Linked DNA regions of Homo sapiens: region 1 is linked to region 2. A link is an interaction called in ENCODE POLR2A ChIA-PET data of the cell type or tissue named here. Cell type or tissue: K562. All regions are shown on one strand. Each heading gives the region's core, and the rest is flanking DNA. Links, peaks and the distances in the headings are about the cores only.

What was found. ChIA-PET counts read pairs that join two places held together with the same protein. Peaks named below come from ENCODE experiments on the same cell type or tissue, not always from the same donor. Only the 100,000 strongest peaks of a DNase experiment are listed, where the experiment ranks them.
Region 1: POLR2A ChIA-PET joins it to region 2 with 7 read pairs; 4 of 35 experiments call an interaction of 5 or more read pairs at or near these places.

Annotation. Positions count from the first base shown.
Region 1 is chr1:235,128,741-235,135,252 of GRCh38, forward strand. It overlaps TOMM20 (translocase of outer mitochondrial membrane 20), which reads right to left and starts at 97. Exons shown (of 5, transcript NM_014765.3): 1 at 1-97. RBM34 (RNA binding motif protein 34) reads right to left here. Exons shown (of 11, transcript NM_015014.4): 11 at 2,443-3,257. The coding sequence ends at 2,973. RefSeq lists enhancers at 1-44, 275-374. In K562, for the core only: no CTCF peak of the experiment used is centred there; a DNase peak (open chromatin) is centred at 201; H3K4me3 peaks cover 363 bases.
Region 2 is chr1:235,439,374-235,447,663 of GRCh38, forward strand. It overlaps TBCE (tubulin folding cofactor E), which reads left to right. Exons shown (of 17, transcript NM_003193.5): 14 at 2,441-2,509; 15 at 3,479-3,538. It overlaps B3GALNT2 (beta-1,3-N-acetylgalactosaminyltransferase 2), which reads right to left. Exons shown (of 12, transcript NM_152490.5): 12 at 7,817-8,290. Among named protein-coding and RNA genes, the nearest start is that of B3GALNT2, 61 kb to the right of the region's middle. RefSeq lists an enhancer at 2,858-4,057. In K562, for the core only: no CTCF peak of the experiment used is centred there; a DNase peak (open chromatin) is centred at 3,558.

The DNA of each region.
Region 1 (6,512 bases), core at 1-5,000, 310 kb before region 2:
GGTGGCGGCAGGGACCGCGAAGGAGCGGTGGGCCACGAACCCTCAGAGCGGTCGGCGCAGCTCACACCCGACGGCCGCGGGCCAGGAACACAGAAAGGCCGAGCACACGCCACTTCCGGTCCCAGTCAACTAAGGGCCTCGAGGTCGTCCGCGGCAGAGCCTGAGCAGAGGCCCAGAGCGCGGCTCCTGCGCCTGCGCAGTGGGCGAAGCCGGCGTTTCCCCTGCGCCGCTGGGTGTACGCACTGGAGTCGGGAATTTGCACGTGACCACGGACTTTTTTTCATATCCGCCGACCATGCTGTAACGAGGCGTACGCGTTACTGGCGTGCACGTACTCAGAAGACTAGCTGACAGCCTTGTTTGTGGCAGACAGAGATGCAGGGTCCCAGACTGCGAATGCTTCATCTTGTCTAACACAGGCAGCCTGTGACTTGTTTGAATTAAACTGTACTTTCTTTTCAGGTTGCCACAATCCATTGTGCGTAGTGGTTCCATTTCAAAAGAATGTTACAGGATAGCCTCATTTTATGATAACTGGAATAAAATTAAATGGAGTAATTTCTTGAAAAATATACACAATTGAAGAAAAAATAGAAAACGTGAATTGTTTTATAGCCACACGAAAACATACACATGATCAGGCCAGGCGCGGTGGCTCACGCCTGTAATCTCAACACTTTGGGAGGCCGAGGCAGGCGGATCACTTAAGGCCAGGAGTTTGAGACCAGCCTGGCCAACATAGTGAAACCCTGTCTCTACTAAAAATACAAAAATTAGCTGGCCATGGTGGCCGGGGCCTGTAATCCCAGCTACTCTGGAGGCTGAGGCGGGAGAATCGCTTGAACCAGGAGGCAGAGGTTGCAGTGAGCCAAGATCGAGCCACTGCACTCCAGCCTGAGTGACAGATCAGGAGTCCGTCTCAAAAAAACAAAATATATATATATATGATCTAACTTAAGATATTGACAAGGAAAATCGTGGGCAGAAAGCAGGCATTAAACAGACACTGTAAGTTGAGGGGTATCGAAGTCAAGCATCAGTGTCAAGAGACATTGGAACCAGAGCTACCTTACCTTGAATAGGGGCTGGGTAAAATGAGGCTGAGACCTATTGGGGCACATTCCCAGGAAGTTTGGCATTCTTGGTCACAGGATATTTACAGGGAAGGGAACAAGTTAATAATGTTTACCTAACAGACCCAGGAAATGTCCTGATGTCCTGATATCTTAAGAACAAAAGCATTCTTAGTTTAATTTTCCCTTTAAAGATAATATTGATCCTTGCAGAAGACAGTAGTTACACAGGATTAACAGTCCTTTGACAAAGACCAGGCAGTGTCTCACACCTGTAATCCCAGCACTTTGGGAGGCCCAGATGGGCGGATAGCTTGAGCCCAAGAGTTCAACACCAGCCTGGGCAACATGGTGAGACCCTGTCTCCACAAAAAAATTAAAAACTTAGCCAGGCGTGGTGGCACACACCTGTGGTCCCAACTACATGGGGAATGATGCGGAAGTATCCCTTAATCCCAGGAGGTTGAGGCTGCAGTTGAGTTATGATTGTACCACTGCAGTCCAAACTGGGTGACAGGGTAAGACCTCGTCTCAAAACAAACACACAAAAAATCCTTTGTCACAAGCTCTTGGAGTAGAGCTCATCTTCCTCATTTTTTTGCTGTTCAATACAAACAAGCCTTGTACCTAAGGTGGACATGTTCCTTCTCTTGCTTTAGGGTATGCACCATTCTACAAAGTAACCTTTCACTTTTTTTTTTTTTTTTTTTTTTTTTTGAGACAGTCTTGCTGTCACCCAGGCTGGAGTGCAGTGGCATGATCTTGGCTCACTATAACCTCCACCTCCTGGGTTCAAGCGATTCTCCTGCCTCAGCCTCCCCAGTAGCTCGGATTACAGGCATGTGCCACCACACCCAGCAAATTTTTGTATTTTTAGTAGAGATGGGGTTTCACCATGTTGGCCAGGCTAGTCTCAAACTCCTGACATCTGGTGATCCACCCACCTCGGCCTCCCGAAGTGCTGGGATTACAGGCATGAGCCACCGTGAGTGATCTTCTTTATTTTCTTAATAAACTTGTTTTCACTTTACTCTGTGGACTGGCCCCAAATTCTTTCTTAGGCAAGATCCAAGAACCCTTTGTTGGGGTCTGGATCTGGATCCTTTTCCAGTAACACGAGGTTGCATAATAAAGAATTTGGCTGGCCTTTGTCCCCAGTTCCTGGGAGTTCTAGCCCCTTGGAATTGATGAGTGATTCACTCCTGTAATCCTAGCACTTTGGGAGGCCAAGGTGGGAGGATCACTTGAGTCCAGCAGTTTGAGAGCAGCCTGGGCAACAAAGTGAGATACTGAAGCGACATCGTTTGGGGTAATACCCAAGGTTCATTGCTTCATGCCAAGGAAATCAAGAACTTGAGCACACACGGAGTAAGGTTAAGAGCAGAGGTTTAATAGGCAAAAGAGAAAGGAGGCTTGGGTGCAGTGACTCACGCCTGTAATCCCAGCACTTTGAGAGGCCAAGGCAGGTGGATCACCTGAGGTCAGGAGTTCGAGACCAGCCTGGCCAACATGGTGAAACCCCGTCTCTACTAAAAATACAAAAAATTAGCCAGGCGTGGTGGCAGGCGCCTGTAATCCCAGCTACTTGGGAGGCTGAGGCAGGAGAAGCGCTTGAACCCAGAAGGCAGAGGTTGCAGTGAGCCAAGATCACGCCACTGCACTCCAGCCTGGGAGACAACAGCCAAACTCCATCTCAAAAAACAAAACAAAAACAAAAAAACCTTCAAAGGTAGTATCACAATGTGAATAAACTGAGAATGTGGAAGTCTCCACATTTCACATACACCATCCATAAAGAAGTATAAAACTCAACACATGAATAGCAGACGATGCTATCAGCAGATAATAGCACTTTTATTAGCAGTACTCAGCAGGAAAAGAAAAAGCAGTTCCTGGTTGTTATTTCTGTTTTCTCTGTTTCTTAGGGCGTCCACTTTTCTTCTGTCCTTTCTTCTTCGTTTTAAGGAGAACAGCTTTTTCTCCAATAAATAAGCTTTTAGGATGTCCTTCTGCAGTTTTGGAAGTAAAATTAAGTCCCTGCTTAGGTTTACTGACATTCTTCAATCGTGGATTTGAATTTTGTTGTTTAAATTTTTCTTTATTAACAGAACGCATGACTCTGAGTTTTCTCCCCATGAGTTCAGAATTATTTAATTTCAGAGCAAGATGAACAGAATCTGTATTCTGCAAAAGAAAACACAATACATTAATTGCTACCAGAAACCCATCTGCAAAGAAACTAGTGAAAGTGTCACTTTAACAGATGAGAACGACTTTCAAGCTTGCACAGATAAGCCCCATCCAATCCCAGGTGTATCAGCTGCTGCACTCGAAGTCTCCTCATCACCATGCTCGTCACCAGTGTTTCCTCAGAAAGCACTCAAGCTGCCTTGTGAAATGTTCAGCTAAGTCACAATGCTACAGGCTTCGTGGTTTTTTTTTTTCATTGTAAAATGAGGTTCTAGACTAGATTAGTCATATGCAATATTGGCTTTTTTTCTTTTTTCTTTTTTTGAGACGGAATCTCGCTCTGTTGCCAGGCTGGAGTGCAGTGGCACGATCTCGGCTCACTGTGACCTCTACCTCCTGAGTTCAAGCGATTCTCTTGCCTCAACCTCTCAAGTAGCTGGGATTACAGGCGCGGGCCAACATACCCAGCTAATTTTTGTATTTTTAGTAGAGACAGGGTTTCACCACGTTAGCCAGAATGGTCTCGATCTCTTGACCTTGTAATCTGCCCACCTTGCCCTCCCAAAGTGCTGGGATTACAGGCATGAGCCACCGCGCCTGGCCCCCATATGCAATATTTTAAACGAATAAACCTCCTTCGTATAGCCATCTTTCTGTCAAAGCCCCATTGTATTAGCTGACCAGAGGGCAGGGAACGCTCCATTACGAGATGTTGGACTAGACACCCTCTAGGGTTCCATTTAGATCCAAAATTCTGTTATACTTCTGTTCCAATATAGAGCCATTAATGCTAACAACCCTGAATATCCATGAGATGTTTGTTAAAGGACTTTAGAAGCTTATCAAGTAATAGAAGAAAGGGAGCAGACAAGCAGAAAGGTAACTACAATACAGTAACAATGGCAACAAACGCTGTGACAATCTTTCTAAAAAAGCTACCAGGCAATTCTCATCAAGAGTCTTCAAAATGGTAACACATCTTAACCTAGTATATCCTAATGGGGATCTATCTTAAGTAATCTACAATCCAAACTTTTGGGGAAAAAAACATAACCAGGCCAGGCGGGGTAGCTCACACCTATAATCCTAGCACTCTGGGAGGCCAAGGCGGATAGATCACTTGAGCTCAGAAGTTGGAGACCAGCCTGAGAAACATGGTGAATCCTGTCTCTACAAAAAAATACAAGAATTAGCCAGACATGTGGCACACACCTGTAGTCCTAGCTACTCAGGAAGCTGAGATGGGAGGATCGCTAGAGCCTGGGAGGCAGAGGCTGCAGTGAGCTGAGATCGTGCCAAAGCACTCCAGCCTGAGCAACAGAGTGAGACTCTGTCTCAAAAACAAAAAACACATAACCACTGCAATTTCATTATTACAGGGAAAAACAGAGAATTCTACCAAGGTCCAACATGAGAGAAATGACAGTATAAACTCTGTTATATCACTCAATGGAACATGCTTACATAACAGAAAACAACATAAAATAAGATGTAAATATAATTTAAGTTCACAGAGACAAGTTCAACTATAAAAATGGCAGCACAAGGAAAAACTGAAAGGAAATGTAGTAATGGGTTGTTACTGAGAGAAGAAAAATTTATGACATCACATAGTATGTACAGTCAGCTCCCCAAATCCGTGAGTTCAGTATCAGAGGATTCAATCAACTGCAGATAGAAAATACTTGAAAACAACAAATAATATGACAATAAAAAAATTTATTATATATAACAATATACATTCATGCAAATGTGCCATTTTATATAAGGGACTTCAGCATCTGCAGATATATATATACTGTTTGCTATGTGAGAGGGATCCTGGAACCAATACACCGTGGATATCAAGGGATGACAATAGATTATTTTTTTGTTTTGAGATAGGGTCTCACTCTGTCAGTTCGGCTGGAGTGCAGTGGTGCAATCATGGCTCACTACAGCCTTGACCTCCCGTACTTAAGCAATCCTCCAGCCTCAGCCTCCTGATAGGACCACAGGCGCTGGCCACCATGACCAGCTAGATTTTTATTTTTTAATTTTTCTTTCTTATTTTAAAACAGGGTCTCACTCTGCCATCCAGGTTGGGTGGCTCACTGCAGCCTCGACCTCCCAAGGTTCAGGTGATCCTCCTACCTCAGCTCCTCAAGTAAATGGTACTACAGGCATGCACCACCACGCCCAGCTGATTTTTGTATTTTTTTGTAGAGGCGGGATTTCGCCATGTTGCCCAGGCTAGTCTTGAACTCCTGGGCTCAAGTGATCCACCTGCCTTGGCCTCCTAAAGTGGTGGGATTACAGGCGTGAGCCACCGCACCCAGCCTTACTTGTATATTTTTTTGTAGAGTCGGTGTCTACCTATGTTGCCCAAGCTGGACTTGAAGTCCTCACGTTAATCAATCCTCTCGCCTCAGCCCTCCAAAGTGCTGGGATTACAGTCACGCGTCAACATGCCCGGCCTGTATATTCTTTTACTCCTTAATATTGTCAGGCATGAAACACTGGTTAAAAATTAGCGAACTAAATATAACTAATTTTGTACAAAGAATAAAACTTTCTTATACCTTAATGTCAATTATTTACTCTATCATACAGAAGGTAGAGAAGATTCAGTGATTTAGTACTTCTAATATCCAGGATCAAAAACATTTAATTAGTATGAAGAAAGAACTGGGACATCTTTTGGATAGGTGCAGTTGTAGCAATATATTATGGCAGGTTATAAATTCAGTTCTCGTTTTCGGGTTTTTTTTTTTTTTTTGAGACAGAGTTTTGCTCTTGTTGCCCAGGCTGGAGTGCAATGGAGCAATCTCGGCTCACCGCAACCTCTGCCTCCCGGGTTCAAGCGATTGTCCTGCCTCAGCCTCCCAAGTAGCTGGGATTACAGGCATGTGCCACCATGCCCAGCTAATTTTGTATTTTTAGTAGAGATGGGGTTTCTCCATGTTGGTCAGGCTGGTCTCGAATTCCCGACTTCAGGTGATCCACCCGCCTCGGCCTCCCAAAGTGCTGGGATTACAGGCATAAGCCACCACATCTGGCCGGTTTGTTTTTTTTTTTTTGAAACGGAGTCTTGCTCTGTCACCCAGGCTGGAGTGCAGTGGTGTGATCTCGGCTCAATGAAACCTCTGCCTCCCAGGTTCAAGTGATTCTCCTTCCTCGGCCTCCCAAGTAGCTGGGATTACAGGTATGAGCCACCACATCTGGCTAATTTTTAAATTTTTTGTATTTTTTTTTTTCCCCCTTGAGATG
Region 2 (8,290 bases), core at 1,424-6,423:
TAGTCCCAGCTACTCAGGAGGCTGAGGCAGGAGAATGGTGTGAACCCGGGGGGCGGAGCTTGCAGTGAGCCGAGATCACACCACTGTACTCCAGCCTGGGCGACAGAACGAGACTCCGTCTCAAAACAAAAAAAGAGAGATGGAGTCTTGCTCTGTCGCCCAGGCCCAGGCTGGAGTGATCTCAGCTCACTGTAACCCCTGCCTCCCGGGTTCAATTTATTCTCCTGCCTTAGCCTCCTGAGTAGCTGGGATTAGAGGCGCCCGCCACCACGCCCGACTAATTTTTGTATTTTTAGTAGAGACGGGGTTTCACCATATTGGCCAGGCTGGTCTTGAACTCCTGACCTCAAGTGATCCACCCGCCTCGGCCTGTCAAAGTGCTGAGATTATAGGTGTGAGCCACCGTGCGTAGCAGGAAAGCATTTCTTTTTCTTTTTTTTTCTTTTGAGACAGAGTCTTGCTCTGTCACCCAGGCTGGAGTGCAGTGGCACAATCTCAGCTCATTGCAACCTCCACCTCCTGGGTTCAAGTGATTCTCCTCCCTCAGCTTCCAGAGTAGCTGGGACTACAGGCGCACACCACCATGCCTGGCTAATTTTTGTATATTTATTTTTTGAGACGGAGCCTCGCTCTGTCGCCCAGGCTGGAGTGCAGTGCCGCGATCTCCGCTCACTGCAAGCTCCGCCTCCCGGGTTCACGCCATTCTCCTGCCTCAGCCTCCCGAGTGGCTGGGACTACAGGCGCCCACCACCACACCCGGCTAATTTTTTGTATTTTTAGTAGGGACGGGGTTTCACCGTGTTAGCCAGGATGGTCTCGATCTCCTGACCTTGTGATCCACCCACCTTGGCCTCCCAGAGTGCTGGGATTACAGGCGTGAGCCACCGCGCCCAGCCAGGGAAAGCACTTCTTAAATGTAGGTTCTTCTCTTGCATATGTCCACCAGGTTTCAGGTGGCGCACCATGCTCCACTGTAGGAAGGGTAGGAAGCACTCCAGTTTATGTCTGAGGCATCCGTATATATATATATTTTTTTGAGATGGTGTTTCGCTCTTGTTGCCCAGACTGGAGTCCAATGGCGCGATCTCGGCTCACTGCAACCTCTACCTCCTGGGTTCAAGTGATTCTCCTGCTTCAGCCTCCTGAGAAGCTGGGATTACAGGCGTCTGCCACCATGCCCGGCTAATTTTTTGTATTTTTAGTAGAGATGGGGTTTCACCAGGTTGGCCAGGCTGGTCTCAAACTCCTGAACTCAGGTGATTCGCCCGCCTCAGCCTCCCAAAGTGCTGGGATTACAGGCGAGAGCCACCGCGCCCAGCCGGCATCTGTATTTTTTTAAAGCCCCCCAGGTAATTCTAGTGAATAGGAAAGTTCGTATGAGTGTAGTTCTGCAGTAAGCTCTCGTCCCGAGGGCTCGCTACCAAGGCTGGCACTTGGCATGCACGGTGGTTCCTTAAATCCTCCAGCCTGGTTCTTCAGGCTTTGAAGCTAAGAATTCATGAGTCTTTGTCCCTGATGTACTTTCCATTTTGTTTTGATGACATTATTACTCCACATTTCGCTTTTATGTTATTTCCTTTTTTATATTTCTTAATGCAAGAAGCTCGCTGCATAAACGCTTCAGGCTTGAACAGTATGTTTAAGGAAGAAAAGCAGCCTAGAGGAATCACTTTCAAATGACTCCATTAGCCAGCCCAATCTCCTGGCCACGCTCGGTGAATTCTAAATCACTCGGGGGTGGGCAAGGGAAGATGTGAAGCAGCCGGGCAGGTATTGTTGAGTATTTCACTGCTAAGAATGTTAGAAGACAAAAGCACAGATAGATGGGGGGATTTAGAGAAATGTTGTCACTGTTTGGCCTAGAGCAGGAAAAAAGTACTGCTTTCCTCCTCTCCTGTGGAGGCTGTGGTCCAGGCCTAGGAACTGGTTTGCAGTATGGTACTGAGCACCCAGCCTGGCACTGCACGGTCTGGTGGAAACGTGAGAAGTGTCCTGTGGATCGTGTCTCAGGTGGCACCAGGTTTCTGTCAGCGCAGAAAGAGAACTGTTACCAAAGGTGACACTCGGGGAAAACATTTGAAGTATTTGAAGGCAGTCTTCTCTTGCTAGTTTTGAGTCAGGACACCTAAGGAACAATGATGTAATACACATGTAAACATGTTGCTTTTCATTTGTTGTCTTTTGTTGAGTTTCACTGGTCATTAACAATGAGCTAGATAAGCTACAGAGTCTGCAGCTCTGGGTAGATAGAAGATTCTGCCCTTGGAAGTGGTCGTTGTCCATCACTCCTAAAAATCACACTGAATAAAGGCAGCTCCATGTGTCCTGGGAAAGGCACAGGCTCTCTGGACGCTTACCTATCCTTTGTTTGTTTGTTTGTTTTGTTTTTACTTATAGTGGCCTTTGGTTTATCATTCATCTCTTTTGCTTTCTTAAACAGAATATGGTGCACCTGAAGATTGGGAACTCAAAACACAGCAACCACTTATGCTGAAAAACCAGCTACTAAGTAAGAATCTCAGATTCAAATAGTTTATTTGTATTTGAGTGCTTAGGTGCTGAAACAGTTAGTGTGTTTCTCTTAAGTGTGTACCTCTTAAGTACCTAAGTAAATGCCTTGAGTTTTAAATGAAAATTTTTTTTTTTTTTTTTGAGACAGAGTCTCCCTCTGTCTCCCAGGCTGGAGTGCAGTGGTGTGATCTCAGCTCATTGCAACCTCCGCCTCCCAGGTTCTAAGCGATTCTCCTGCCTCAGCCTCTGGAGTAGCTGGGACTACAGGCATACACAACCATGCCCGGCTAATTTTTTTTAATCGAGACGGAGTTTTGCTCTTGTTGCCCAGACTGGAGTGCAGTGGCACGATCTTGGCTCACCGCAACCTCCGCCTCCCGGGTTCAAGCGATTTTCGTGCCTTAGCCTCCCGAGTAGCTGGGATTACAGGCATGCGCCACCACACCCAGTTAATTTTGTATTTTTAGTAGAGATGGGGTTTCACCATGTTGGCCAGGCTGGTCTCAAACTCCTGACCTCAGGAGATCCACCCGCCTCGGCCTCCCAAAGTGCTAGGATTAGCGGCATGAGCTACCGCGCCCTGTCAAAGAAATGAATTCTTTAAAACATGTTTAAATTCTTATACATTTTTGTAACTCCTATGTTTTAAACTCATTTAATAGTGTTATAAATGTGGGAGGTATTGGAGTTGTGAACCAAATTGTGATTTGTGAATTTATGACTTGAAAACCTAGCCAAGCTGTAAGGAAAGAAGTACTAAGTGGGGAAAAGGGAAAGTATTGTCCAGCTATTTCTGTTGTTGTTAGCAATCCATGGAAGGATTAATAGAAAGAATTTTAAACATTGATTAGACCTGCCAATTTGCACTGAATACCTCTATCATTTGGCCATCTGTTGATGTGTGTGGATAATTTAAATCCATATAATAGTAGATATCAATTAGTCTTTTTCTTTGTTTCTCTTAAAGCACTGAAGATAAAATACCCTCATCAACTTGATCAGAAAGTCCTGGAGAAACAACTGCCGGGTAAGAAGAACCAGCCTGTCTTTTCCTTAAACTCTGAATCATCGGCCTAGGTATGAGTCAGCTAAAATTAAAACCTTTAACTCATGTCTCAAAGTGTGGACCTCAGAACTTACAGGTTTTCATTAGTCTTTTATATTCTAAAATACAATCAATCATGCTAATATCACTCCCCCATGCCCCCAAAAGTTCAGGTCTCCCCTAACTTTATCAGCTGAAAGCAGTTCTGTTAAAATTGGAAGCCCCTGCATATAATTACACACACACACACACACACATATATATATACACACACACACACAATTTTTTTTGAGACAGGGCCTCACTCTGTCACCCAGGTTGGAATGCAGTGGCACCAACTCAGCTCACGGCAGCCTCTGCTTCCTGGGCCCAAGCAATTCTCCAGCCTCAGCCTCCACGTAGCTGGGACTACACGTGCGAGCCACCAACGCCCAGCTAATTTTTGTATTTTTTGTAGAGATGGGTTTTCGCCATGTTGCCCAGGCTGGTCTCGAATTCCTGAGCTCAAAGCCATCCTCCTGCCTCAGCCTCCCAGTGTTGGAATTAATTACAGGCATGAGCCACTGCAGTTGGCCTAAGTTGTATTTTTAACCAAAAAACCTGAGACCTTGAATGGCATAGCCTTTTGGAAGCATTCCCCAAGCCTGCTGCTGTTTCCAGGGAGACTGTGACACTGGGTTTGGGGTCTGCTTCTCATCCCTTCATAAGAGAGGAGCTGTGTCCTGGTGAACCAAATTCTTACGGGAGGTTTGTGACTTTGCTTACATTCTACTTCTCCTGACTGATTAGGAGTCCCTGCAAAAACAATTCGCAGATGCTCTTTTAATGGACACCCTGAAATGGTTTTCTTTGAGAAAGCTACCTTAGAACTTAAAAAAATTGTGGTACTGGAACTGAATTACTTTTATTTGGAAAATAAATATGCTTGTGTCAATAAAGTAGATCAACATAACTTACCTTAAACTTTCACTCAAAAGAAAAATGAAATTATAGTCTATTTTTGAGTATGCCATGATACTGTGAATTCTCAAGATTAAACTTGATTCATAGCTAAATGCTAAAATATAAATAATTTAGAGCAGTGAGGATTTAAATAAATGAAATACACATCAGCTTAATGACTCTAGTACACTGGGTTTCTTTGCCCATCAGTGCAGTAAATTCACATTGATTTTTAAATTAGTTTCTATCAGATAAAGCAAGCTTATCATGGTATTGCTTATAGAAGGCCTTAGTTGTGTTCAAAGAAGTACCTTTCTGATTGATAACCATCCATTTAATTTACCACAACGTCTCCATTTTTATTTATTCACAATCCAGTTTCTACTCCTGTAATATGTAATTTGGCTACTGCTATATAATGGGTTAGAATTAGTGATTTCCCCCTTCATTATTCTGTTTTCAAACTTAGACAGACAGTAAAGGCCCTGGTGGAGACAGACTAGTCAAAGAGGGCCAGGACTGTTTTATTTTTGATATATTTTTTTCAGATGGGGTCTGGCTGTCACTCACGCTGGAGTGCAGTGGTGCCATCTCAGCTCACTGCAGGCTCCATCACCTTGATCCCGGGCTCAAGTGATCCTCCTACCTCAGCCTCCTGAGTAGCTGGGACTATAGGCACGAACCACCACACCCCGCTAATTTTTTTGATTTTTAGTAGAGATGAAGCCTCGCTATGTTGCTAAGGCTGGCCTCAAACTCCTGAGCTCAAGCAGTTCTCCTGTCATCACCTCCCAAAGTGCTGGGGTTATAGGTGTGAGCCACCATGCCTGGCAGGCCAGGACTTTCTGTGAATGTTTTTGGCCTTCGATGTCTTTGCGTGTTTCCTTTTGCCTTTGCAGATACATCAAATCAATTCATGGGAATGTTACCACTATAGAGTATTTGCTCAAGAATATTGTCATTAGACCTGTTTCGTTAAGCTTTCCTTTTCAGTCTTTCTCTGGAAGGCACTGAGGTAGACCTGCCAAGGCCTGCCGTCTGGGCATATGCCTGAATGCAGCCCTTGGCTGGGGGTGACAGTGCCGCCTTACCCTTCTCTACTTCCACACTGTACACCTGACTGGTATCCCAGGTCTTCTGAGATTCAGTTAGCCATTTTGGGAACACCCACTGCATTCATGCTGTTTTTATTAATCTTTGGGTAGCTAGCAGAGATTCGACTATCCATAGAAATTATATGTAAGAATTACTACTTTAAACTATTCAGAATCTGAGTCCTATATTCTATAAATTCAGCAGTAAGCCAGCAGATTACAAGGGTTCCTTTTTTTCCCCTTTTTTATTTGCTTTTCTGTTTCTCAAATGTGCACTCACTCACTCACTCATACAAAGGTTCTTAATACTAATTCTTATGCCACATGCTGTGAATATTTAACCACTAACATAGGTAAATGTCTTCTAAACAGAAAAGTAATAGCCAGGCATGGTGGCTCACACCTGTAATCCTAGCACTTTGGGAGGCCAAGGTGGGCAAATTGCTTGAGCCCAGGAGTTCGAGACCAGCCTGAGCAACATGGTGAAACCCCGTCTCTACAAAAATAAATAAATACAAAAATTAGCTGGGTGTGGTGGTGCATGCCTGTAGTCCCAGCTGCTTGGGCGGCTGAGGTGGGAGGATCACTTGAGCCTGGGAAGTTGAGGCTGCAGTGAGCTGTGATTGAGCCACTGCAATCTGGCCTGGGTGACAGAGTGAGGCCCTGTCTAAAATTAAAACAAAACAAAACAAAACTGCAATATCTTTTTTTTTATCCATTAGATTAGCAAAATTAAAATAATACTGGCTGGCATGAAAAAGCAGTATACCCTTTTTTAAAGTCATGTGGGAACTACTATAAAAAGTTAAAAATACACATATGCTCTGACCAAGCATTGTATCTTGCAGCATTTGTAATGGTAAAGATAGTAAGAATCTAAGTACTTGCCAGCGGAGGAATGGTGAATAAGCTCTGGTGGAACCACACAGCACACAAGGCACTGTCGTGTGTCACCGAGGAGAGTGAAGCAGTCTAGAGCTGCGCTGTCCAGTGTGGCTGCAATAACCACATGTGGCTATTTAAATTCATTAAAATAAAATAAATTGAGTTCTTCAGTCATACTCGCCGCTTTCCAGGTGCTCAGTACCACATGTGGCTGCCATACTGGGCAGTGTATGGCTAGAGGACATGGCATGGAATTGGCATGAAAAGCTATACCATCATGTCATAAAGAAATACAAATGTAGTACGTCAATATATTATAAAACCTATACATCCTTTTTTTTTTGAGACGGAGTCTCATTCTGTCACCCAGGCTAGAGTGCAGTGGCATGATCTCGGCTCACTGCAAACTCTGCCTTCCGGGTTCAAGCAACTCTCCCGGCCTCAGCTTCCCAAGTAGCTGGGATAACAGGTGCCCGCCACCATGCCTGGCTAATTTTTGTATTTTTAGTAGAGACGGGGTTTCTCCATGTTGGCCAGGCTGGTCTCAAACTCCTGACCTCAGATGATCCGCCCGCCTCGGCCTCCCAAAGTGTTGGGATTACAGGCGTGAGCCACTGCGCCTGGCTTAAAACCTATACATCCTTATATGAACACAGAAAAAAAAAGGCCTAGAGGTATACCTCTCAAATTTTTAACACTGGTCATAGGCAGGTAAAAAGAAATAATCAGCTATTTCCATATTTTCTGAATGTTAAGACAGTCATGTTACTATATTAAAAATGGTAATGCTATTTATTACATAGAGATTGCTACTTTCTTCTATAGAACCGGTATGAGTAGGCAGGTTTTTTTTTTTTTTTTGAGACAGGTTCTCACTTTGTTACCCAGGCTGGATGGAGTACAGTGGCGCGATCATGGCTCACTGTAGCCTTGACCTCCTGGGCTCAAGTGATCCTCCCAAGTAGCTGGGACTAGAGGCGTACATCGCTATGCTTGGCTAATTTTTTATTTTTTGTAGAGATGGGGTATCCTCATGTTGCCCAGGCTGGTCTCAAATTCCTGGGCTCTGATCCCTCTGCCTCCCAAAGTGCTGGGGTTACAGGTGTGAGCAGGCCAGGCAGATTTCTTATTAGAACTGTTTTATGACCAAACTTTTTGTTTCTGGCATGTGTTAGGAGTATGTCACTCCCCACTGGTGTGCAGCAGGTAACCCCTTCTCTCACCAGCCTTCAAACAATGAAAGCCAGTCCGTCTCAATCTTTTGAAAGGACTAGACTATCACATATTCACACATGAAAGAGCAAATTGTTAATTAAAATTATAAATTCTATTAACTGTATTCAATACATACAAAAAGGCCAGTTTTTATTCTAAAATAAAGAACATTTATTATCACAAGTTGGATAAAAACACACAGCTTTTACAAAAATGATTTTTGATAGAAAAATATGTTTGAATACACTGTGATATTTGTAGGAACACCACACTATTGCTGTATCTCCAGCTAAAGCTTCAAGGAAACTCTATTTCTTATAATCAAAATATCCACTATTTACCACAACCCGTCTTTGGAAAGAAGTTCATAGTGTATTCTGAACAAACCAAAGCATTTACTCGGAAGTTACATTCCCATGCCTGGCAGTCACTTGTGTATGTTTAATACAGTTACACATGATGTAATTACAGAATGGCGGCGCTGGAAGGGACCTTGTAGATCATTTAGTTGGCACCCTAATTTTACAGAGGGGGAACTAAGGCCAGAGTTGAGAGATGTCCTCAGGATACCTGAGTCCCATTCCAGTGTTCGTTCAGT